Regions from separate parts of the Homo sapiens genome. Here region 2 is linked to region 1. A link is a loop called in an ENCODE intact Hi-C map of the cell type or tissue named here. Cell type or tissue: PC-9. All regions are shown on one strand.

Region 1 (5,000 bases):
GTAACCTTAGGCTAATAGCCATTCACTCTGAGCCTTTTTTCCTGTAGGATAAAATAAAAATAAAGTTGCAAATGCATGTAAAACCCCTGGGGCACAGTAAAGAGAATAAACATTCTAGATGGCAACCTCTTTGATGGCAAGTCTTAATTCTAATACTACTCCAAAATGCAAGGCTAACTGTGATTTCATTTCAGGAGTGTATTTTTGCAAATGATTATGTAATCAAAGATTGAGGAACAAAAAGAAGCTGCATTAAAGTTGTGACTCAGGTGACTAGATGAAGACTGGAATGACTTTCTCACTTCTGTTACTGTGCACACATTTTAGAATAAGACAAAGTCAGTCTTCCAAAACTAACTTTTTAAAATGTTTTGGGGGTGGTGTGGGAGTGGAAAAGGGAAGGCAGCACTAAAAGGGATATATGAACACTGATATTTTCCCTCCGTGTGAACATACTTTCATAGGCTGCCCCATGGATGGCTTTGTGATACCTCACGCAGTTTCCTTTCTCATCAGCCCTTCACTTGTCCTAAGGGACAGCACCCCGCAAAAACACACTATTTCACGTAGACCTGCAGTATCCACAAAGAAAAGATGATCTGGGACGTCCTCTGATCTTGCGTGTGGAGGATCCTTTGCCAGCTTTAGAGGAAGACAAGACATAGGGAGAAAAGGTTTTTGTTGTGGTTTGTTTTTTTTACTGCGACCTGAAATCCGCCTTACCAAAACCCATTCCAGAGAACTTTAGCCTTGGCTTCAGCCAAACAGGCAATGAAGTGTAACTTTTCAGTGACTATTTCGGTTCCAAAACCCTTGTATATATGGATTTATTTGGAAAAATAAAGCCTTAAAATAGAAGTCCAAGCTTATCATGTGCAGGCCTTTTCCTGCCAACTTATAAGCAACAAACTGGTGTATTTCTTCTTCCTCTTTGAGATAGAGTACATTCCAAGAGGAAGTCGATGTCAAGTATTTGGATAAACAGCTAAGATTTGAGAACCAGCTCTCCAGCAATGGGGGAGGTTTTCTCTAATATGTCCTAAGGCTGGTGTGCTACAGGTTTGTAGCAATTATTTCTTTTTTTAAAAAGCATTTTCTTCTCATTAGGGAAAAGACTTCTTGAATGAACTAAAGGGGACAGATGGAGACTTGGAACATTGTCATCACCCTTGAGCCTCTGTAACTATGATTTCTAGGGCACTCAGGTAGTTTATTGGGCAGTCATCCGAGGGGAAACTAAACACATGTTAACATGGACTGGCAGCCCCTAGTCTAAATTCTTTCAGCCAGTGGTCCCCAACCTTTTTGGTACCAGGGATCGATTTTATTGAAGACAATTTTTTCCATGGATGAGGTTGGGTGGGGGATGGTTTCGGGATGAAACTGTTCCACCTCAGGTCCTCAGGCATTAGAGTCTCGTAAGAAGCACGTGACCTAGATCCCTGGCATGCGCAGTTCACAATAGGGTTCGCGTTCTTACGAAAATCTAATGCCGTGGCTGATCTGACAGGAGGCGAACCTCAGGCGGTAATGTTTCCTCGCCTTCCACTCACCTCCTCTGTATGGCCCGATTCCTAACAGGCTACTGACTGGTACAGGTCTGTGGCATTTGGGGACGGGGACTCCTGCTTTAAGCCATAGGGTAGCAATGCTTCATTTCCATCCAGAAAAGAGGAGAAAGCGCAAGGGATGGTTGTTGCAAAATCATGTTCCCCATCAAGGGAGTCTCTTGGAGACAGTGGAGTCACATAACCAGCATGGTGACAGCAGGAATCAAGCCAGCTCCTGAACCCAAGTAGGAAAGCAGGTGACTGAATGGCAAAAACTGCCAGATACAAATATTTTCTTTTGTGCTTCTCTGTTTTTGAAGCAGCTCATGCCCTGGGAAGATGAGGATGTCTTACAATTGTTTCCATTTAGTGATGCAGAAACTGTCACAACAATGAGTCACTGTTCTGTACAAAAGAGACCTTTGGTGGTGGAAAACTGGTGTGTGTGTGTGTGTGTGTCTGTGTGTGTGTGTGTGAGAGAGAGAGAGAGAGATTGCTCAAATTGCCATTGCCTAATCAGCCAGTAGTGATTGAATGGAGAAAGCCTTTGAACCAGATCTCAGATTCAGGGTGCTTTCATGGAGCAAAGAGAAAAAGACTGAGAAATTCACTATGGTGAGTATTGAGGTTGTACTGCAGCTCAGTCTGGAGAATTGAAGGCTCCTTCCTGAAAGGGTATGGGGACATAGAGAAAGATAGCATCAGTGGATCAAAGCTACCACATTTTTGCGGTTAGATGGAGATTACAGTAGGGAGTGACAGAGATAAAATGTTAAAAACCTCCAACATTCCAGTTTAGACACAGCCCCTCCCCTTTCTGGCCATAGTGACCGCTCTCTGGCAAGCACTGCCCAGGGAAGATAAATCAGTTAGCCAGTGGCCTAAGGGTTAGGACTTTAAAAAACAACAACAATAAAAAAACCAAGAAGTTATAAACCGTGAGTCCACAAGTGGCCCCAGGAGACTTGCCTTCTGCATTCTCTCTGTCTGCGCAGGACTGTGAGGCATCTCTGGGAAGCCATCAGCTCTCAGGGGCAGGCACAGGAAACAGCTCTTCTTGTTGGCAAAATCCAGTTCGGTGGTTTGGAACAGGGTAGACAGAGAAACAAACAAGTGTTTGTTCATAGGCTGAGACCTAGGGGGTGTATAAGGAGTAATGATCCTATCACCTAAGGAGGATGAATTCTGGGTCATTTTATGAACTGTCTTCCTTAGAAAAGCCTCCGAAGCAACTGGCAGATGAAAACTGGAAACTATTTTGAGCTGGGATCAGGGAGTCCAGGGAGCTCAGCAGACCAGGTTACTGCCACTGCCACTCACTAATTAAGCACATGGACAAATTGCTGCCTTTTCTTGGCCTCTTTTCCTCCTCATAAACAGATGAATCCAAAACTTTTCTAAATCCAAAACTCACCAGTTACTTTTCCTCTTGTCTGCTGATCTTTACTTTTTTTTTTTTTCTATGACACTGCATTTTTCCCCCCTGATGTCAGGATCCAAGAGAAAGTGAAAACCTTTCTCCTGATACGGTCAATACTGGAGAACTGGGAACAATGTCAGAATGACCGGCCACCCTGAGCCAGCCCCTTCAATGGCACTGCCCCTGGGGGCTGTTCAACATATAAACTGGGGCCATTTAACATATAAACTGAATTCAAAAGTTACTTCATGTTCTACAAAAAGAATATGTTTTATTTTTAATTTACCTTCATTTTCAAAAAAATCAAGATTCTCTCTTTAAGGTGCCCCGGGCCCTATGTGTCATGCAGTACCCATTTGCAGAAACATCTTCTGTCACCAAGAGTTTCGGAGACAGTTTTTGTAGAGTTCCAGGCCTCAGTTTCTCTCTCTGTTGCAGGGAAATAATCAGACTTACCTGCCATCAGCTGCTCTGAGGTTTTTTGTGAGCTTCTCAGCTGACAGTTTTAAAAAGTAAAAACTATCCTTATATGTGATTACGTATCTTCTCAAATAAGACTTTCTTACATCTGCAGAGACTGTTTAGTCTCTTAGTCTTTTCTAGAATTCTGGGTTACGTTTAAAACAAGCACTACGTTTTATATTAATACCAAAGCTTTGAAACCACCGTGGTTAATGACTCTACCAGCTGCTTTTTGTCGTCTTTAATAGTGACCTCTTTTTAGGAATAACTGCCACCTAATACCTTCCTCTCAAAGACTAGGTCAACAGAGAGTCATTTGGCTGATTTTTCCATCAACAAGCTAGGGGGCTGGGGGTTAGCACAAACTGGTTGTAACCATTTTATTCTTCAGCCTCTCTCTGTGCCTGTGCCTCAATATTTCTCCAATGAATGCTAGTAGCCTCAGGATGCAGTACAATGATGATACTATCCTGCCCTCCGAAGAAAAGGCACTGTTTTCCTGCCTGCTTCCCTCCAAAGCATAAACACACAAACCGTATGCTGATAGCATCATTGTTACAAATACAAGCTTGAGATATTTAAATATTTGTGTTTAGATTCCATCTTTATCCATCACTCTTTTGCCTTTGTACAATTATGAAATGCAGATATTTTCATTCAATATCAAAGCATCCATCCAGCCTCTTAGGAGAAATGCTGGCTTAGTTAGTGAAGTCAAAGCTTTTATGCCTTGAGTATTAAGCTTGCTGGGATCAATACATGGGAGCAGATCGTGGCAATTCTGGAATCTGGGACAAGCATCATCAGAGTGTGATCCCATCTTGAGTGCTCAGTGGAAGTAACTCCAAGCCAGGGGAAGTCCCACCAGAAGAAAAGGCTGACTCTAAATAAGGTGCATGTTTCCAAACTATTGGTGCCTTTTGCTCCTCTGGCTTGTGTCCTTCCCAGGGTTTTATACTCAGATACTGGAAGTGAAACTCCTTCATGTCCAGCTCACAGCTGGCTGCCATCATGGACTCATGGAACTAAATGGATCGTGGGGCCCTTGACACAACTACAACTCAGCCCTCCTCTCACTTCTATTTTTTGTTGTTTGTATGTTATGTACAATTGACTGTAAGTCATTAGCAAACACATTTATTGGTGGAACCATGTAGTATTTAAGAACATAGGCTTTGAGGTTCAAAATTTGTGCATTAAATTTTACCTCTTGTTATTTGCTAGCCTTGTGGCCACAACAAAGTCTCTTAACAGCCTAATTTTTCTCATCTGTAAGATGCTGCTAATTATGTTTACTTTATTGATTTAGTATGAAGATTCAAAGAGATAATGTATGTAAAAATGAAAGCATGATATTTGGAGAATTTTAAGCATTCATAATAATGTTTCTCATTGTTAATAATACTGATATTTTATGGTTACATAAAAGTATTAGATTTAGAAGGTGTTCCAGCCCATATGATAATGTCTTTTCTTTTTTTGTCTGAGGCTGAGAAACTAAGATATATAATAATACCAATAACCAAATTCAGAGTCTTTTTTGATCTCAATTTCAGTGACATGAACAT
Region 2 (5,000 bases), 57 kb after region 1:
TCCACATTTAGCAGTTGTGGACCATGGGAAAGTTTCTTTACATCCCTGAGCTTTAGTTTCCTCACCTATAAAGTGGGGATAATAATTGCCCCTATTTTATGGGATTCTAAAGATTAAATGAGATAATTCACACAAAGTGCTGAAGAAATGCACATAGAAAACATTCATTAGATTAAGTTGTTATTAGATGTGATATATTAGCAGTTTTAAAAATTAATTATAAATTTTTAAAATGATTTATTTTGAGTTTACTTGTTTATTATGTTTCCCTTATTCATATATGATCTCCATAAAGGCGGGGGCTTTGTTTCTCTTATTAATAAGTAAAACAGAGCCCAGTGCATGGTGAGTGCTCCAGAAAAAATTATTTAATAACAGAATGATCACATGTGCATCTGATAAGGATCAATACTCTTCCCTGACTATAAGGATTTGATTGAGTCTACACTATCTGATGTGGATCCATTAGGAAGATACTAGTGGTAGGGGGTCTCTTAGCAGAGGGGAGTGCAACGGTGAGAGTATGATGAGGGTAGATACAAGGAAGGGTAGTTGTTCACCACAGTAGTGGACATGTAGCTGAATCCAGAGCTGATGTGAGAGGCCAGGGCTTCAAAGGGCCAAGGAGATAAAAGAAGGGAATGTGGCTCCAGTGCAGAAGACAGGGAGGGGTCTGAGAGTGTTGTGAGGACAGGCTGTGTGCATGAGAAACCATCTGTATAGGACCCCCAGCAAGGTCACAAAGAGGACAGTTCTATCTCAAGGACTGAGTTCTTTCCTGGAAGCATAGCTAGGACTTTTGTTATAGAAGCAAGTCAAGGAAGAGAAAAATTTTAAAGAGTAGATAAAGGAAATGGCCCTAGAAAAGTGACTCCCAGGCCCACATCAAATACTACTTCCATTAAAAACCTTCCTTGATTAATCCAGCGCAGCCACTTACATGGCATTTAGCTTTCACTGTCTTCTATTTTGAATAATTTGTGTTCAGTACTTATTTGGACTACTGAATTATACACTGAAGTTTTCTCCAACAGGATGGTTTTGCCCAATTTTGTGACATCAATGGGGAAAAAAAAGCTAGACTGATTAAATCATGCCTCAAATGCCTTTTTGAATGATTAGAAGTTGATATACCTTTGACTCCTTCTGGGCCTCAAACTGTAATTTCCTTAAACAGTTCACAATTCCAACTCTCTCTCTTTCTATCTTTTTCTTCCTGTCTCACATCACTGCCAAAATTTGTCCTAAATGTTTAAGCTATGCTTGTTGTATTAGTTTTGGATTTGTAGGGGCCAAGGAAGAACGTTCGCCTTCGTCCTCTGAAGGTTCGCTGAAAAGTCAACTTGCAAAAGGCAGAGGAATCAGAGTAAAGGCATACAGATTAAGGTGTATATATGGGAGCCTTTAGATGAAGACCCAAAGATACAGAGGAAATTGTCCATTTTTATGCTTAGGTTCAACAAAATTCCGCAGACAGCTATGTAGAAATATGAATGGAAAAAAAGGGTATGATGTAATGCTAATAGATGGACTGAGGAAACCCAGCAAGGCCTGTCTAGATTCTGCTTGGCCTCTCTGAGCATGCATTCCTTCCTTCTGGATATAGGGCAGAAGCCTCTCTGGAATGAGGATCTTATGACCTACAGTCAAAAATGTTAGCCCAGGTAATTTCTTTATGGTCAATTTTTACGCAGAAAGATAGAGGGAAAGTTAGAGCAATATTTTTAGGTTTTATGGCTGGCTTTGTGGAAAAGAGGTTCTGGTTTCTATGACCTGCCTTAGAGAAGAGGGCTTCTAGTTTCTAAAGAATTCTCTAGTTTCTACAGATTCTCACCTTGGGAGAGAATGGGACTGAGAGTTAGGGGGGCAGGAGAAGGTCAGAGAAAAACTTTTGCTTCTGAGGCTTTCATTTTGGGGTATTATTTTTGGAGCCCCAGCAACTTCCTTCATATATTTATGCAGATTGCTGTTGTCTAAAATGGTAAACTTTTAGAAGATGGGCACTGTCTTTATTGGTGTATTAGCATCTCTGCACTTTGAGTTAGAACAGTGATACTAAGCCCTAATTTTTCATTCTCCAGGTGATATTTTTTAGTGACATCCACTTTTTCTTCTTTGATAGTTCTAACTCCTTGACTAATTCTCAAAATAAATTCTTTTCAATTAACCATAATTTACAAATACTATGTGCAGAGAGTATTTCTAAGGTTATTTGGAAGCAGCAATATAAACATTTGTCATAACTCCTCCCAAATTGGAAATGGATCTATGAGAGGATAACAGCTAATAGTGTTACTATTCATATGTATAAAAGTGACTTAATTGATGAGGGTGAGGAGCAGGGCAGGTTAAATCTTTCCTTTTATGAATACTGTTGTTTCCTGATATGCCTAGTTTCAAGAAGTTGGGCAAGCTAGAAGTTGGATTATGACTTCATCACCTATGACTCACATGGAATGCACAATTTTGATCCAAAACTTTTGTTCTAATAAGATTTCAACTTCCAAACATTGGTAGCAATGAGAGCCAAGAGCAGGAATGTGACAGTGTGCCAGGTTGATCACAGTGTTTAGGGTTTTGTTTTTTTTTTTTTTGTGAAATGAAGTCTCACTCCATTGCCCAGGCTGGAGTGGAGTTGTGCAATCTCGTCTCACTGCAACCTCCACCTCCTGGGTTCAAGAGATTCTCCTGCCTCAGCCTCTTGAGTAGCTGGGACTACAGGCACGTGCCACCACACCCAGCTAATTTTTTGTATTTTTAGTAGAGAAGGAGTTTCACTGTGTTAGCCAGGATGGTCTCAATCTCCTGACCTCGTGATCCATCCGCCTCGGCCTTCCAAAATGTTGGGATTACAGGCATGAGCCACTGCACCTGGCCTATGCTTTCTTTTTAACAAAAGTTGTTTTCAACAAAATTTGACTTTGCTCAAGAATGGCACTAGTTTTTAGAAAAATTTTGGAGTGGTGAAGTCAAGGAATTTTCAACTGAAGTAGATCATGTGCTCATTGACAGCAGCAAAATGGCATCCGTGGGGGATCCTAACATAGAGGCACCATTTCTCCACTCAGGGAAAGGATTAGGCATAGAAATGCAAACATCAAGCTTTGCTTGGTACACTATTATTTCCTTGCTGAACTCCAGATGATAAGGTAACCAACTGGCCCTGAAATCGTAAGTGGGTGAATTCAACTATCAGATGCTTTACTGTGATAAAAGTGTCAATAATATCTCAGACTTAGGCAGTGCTTTGTAGTCTACAGAGAACTTTCATCTACTTTCTCTCACTGGATCTTATCACTTGATTCCTTATGATAGGCAAAGTTAATATGCATATTATCAAGTCCAGGTCTAGCTCAGTCCTTGCTGCATACATTATTCGTGCTTAACTACTTATAGAATTGAAGTTGTTGAATCTACGGTTTCAGATAAGAAAAGAATGTTTAATGATTTCTGCAAACTCAGCCATACCAGGTGAAACTGCTAAGACTTAAAGCCATCTTTTATGCCTTGTGTCCTCTGATGTTGCCATTGGCGCTTGTAAGAACACTTCTTTTCCCCAAGTCACTGTTGATACCAAAGAAAGCTATTATCCCCACATCTATCCCTGGTGCCACTGAGCGGTAAGGATTTGAACAAGCTTGAGAATAGTGTTTAAAGTAATTAGTTCCATATTAAAAAGAAAAAGAAGAGAGAGTAGGAAGGAGCAGTAAGCAGAAAGATGATTAAGGCTTTGGGTGTGGATCAGAATGGTATTTAAAATAAATACAACAAAAGTTATCCAATAATCAGTAAACAGTAATATAATTAGAATTTTTTTTTCCTATTTACTTCCTTTAACATGCAATGGGGGGAAATGGTAACAAAAAAAAAAGTCAAGGACTCAATCAAACAGATGGTTCTCAAGTTATTATTTTCTCCTTACTGTTGTTTACAAGAAAAAACTCCTTTAACAAACCGTGACTCACAGATTCCAGTGGGACCAGAAATTCTCTATGTGAAGGAGAGGAAAATAGTGGGAAGAGAACCCGCATCATAAACTTTTATTATGCACATTATTATGCCTCATTAATTAACCCAACCACTGTCCTAGTGACGTCTTGGGCTCACTTCACAGGAAAAAATTAGTCTGGATTGCCAAGTTAAATAGACAATTACAGGAAGATCAAATTATGCCTACATTGCATTCTGTCAGGGCATCAAGCCAAATTCATGTCAAACTCATAAGACTGGAATATCCTTAAAAAAACAGCCCTGAAGAACCAATGTCACAAGCCATTTGACGTCCACACGGAGGATGTATTGATCTTGCCTGAGCTTCCTTTCTCAGAATCGCATAACAGACCAAGAAAGAGGGCTTTCTGAGCATCTTACTCTCTTCCACACAGCAGCTGGCTAGATCCTTTGTTATGTACAATAAAGCACAATGAAACAGGGAAAAACATCCCACCTCATGAGCTCCATCCCTCATCCTGGCTGGCAGCTGTCACAGATCTGAAGAAACAGCTTAGACATTTAAAGAGAACAATGAAAATCCCCAGTGTAGGTTTTCCACAGTGGAACCCTTGGTTCTGTCCATGATCTTGAGGAACACTTTTCCAAAAAATCTGAGCTGAGGCCAAAATGAATAAAGCTCACCCCAGATTTTCAGAACCCACAGTGGAATGCCTGATGTCCCCAGCACCAGAGACAACACGATACTGGAGAGAATAAGAACAATTGCCACAATGCTTTCAGGTAAGGTGATGTTTGCTGGTGGTTCAGGACTCAAAAAGAGAATTGAATGTGTCTTGTATCTACTGAGGAATGAAAGTTTAAGAATTTAAGTGTGGAAGACTGGATGCAACTTGGAAAGAAAGCTTCTTCCTGATTCCCATTCTGGGACATTCCTCCTTTATAATCAGAAGTGTCTACCTGAAGCCTTTTTCCATGTTACTTCCATTTTATGAAGAACCCCCGCTCCCTCAAGTGGTAGAATCTATTTGCTCCCCTCTTGTGGTTTT

What was found. Hi-C counts contacts between places; a loop is a spot of excess contacts. Peaks named below come from ENCODE experiments on the same cell type or tissue, not always from the same donor. Only the 100,000 strongest peaks of a DNase experiment are listed, where the experiment ranks them.
Region 2: a loop joins it to region 1, with 5 times the contacts of the local background. A loop is called at or near these places in 1 of 110 quality-filtered maps.

Annotation. Positions count from the first base shown.
Region 1 is chr1:221,333,344-221,338,343 of GRCh38, forward strand. It overlaps LINC02817 (long intergenic non-protein coding RNA 2817), which reads right to left and starts at 2,953. Exons shown (of 2, transcript NR_024236.1): 1 at 2,520-2,953; 2 at 1-642. The region is part of intron 2 of LOC105372932 (a long non-coding RNA gene); the gene reads left to right. RefSeq lists an enhancer at 2,083-3,282. In PC-9, no CTCF peak of the experiment used is centred here; a DNase peak (open chromatin) is centred at 2,258; H3K4me3 peaks cover 357 bases; H3K27ac peaks cover 2,219 bases.
Region 2 is chr1:221,390,140-221,395,139 of GRCh38, forward strand. All of the region lies in intron 3 of LOC105372932 (a long non-coding RNA gene), which reads left to right. Among named protein-coding and RNA genes, the nearest start is that of LINC02817, 56 kb to the left of the region's middle. In PC-9, no CTCF peak of the experiment used is centred here; a DNase peak (open chromatin) is centred at 2,452.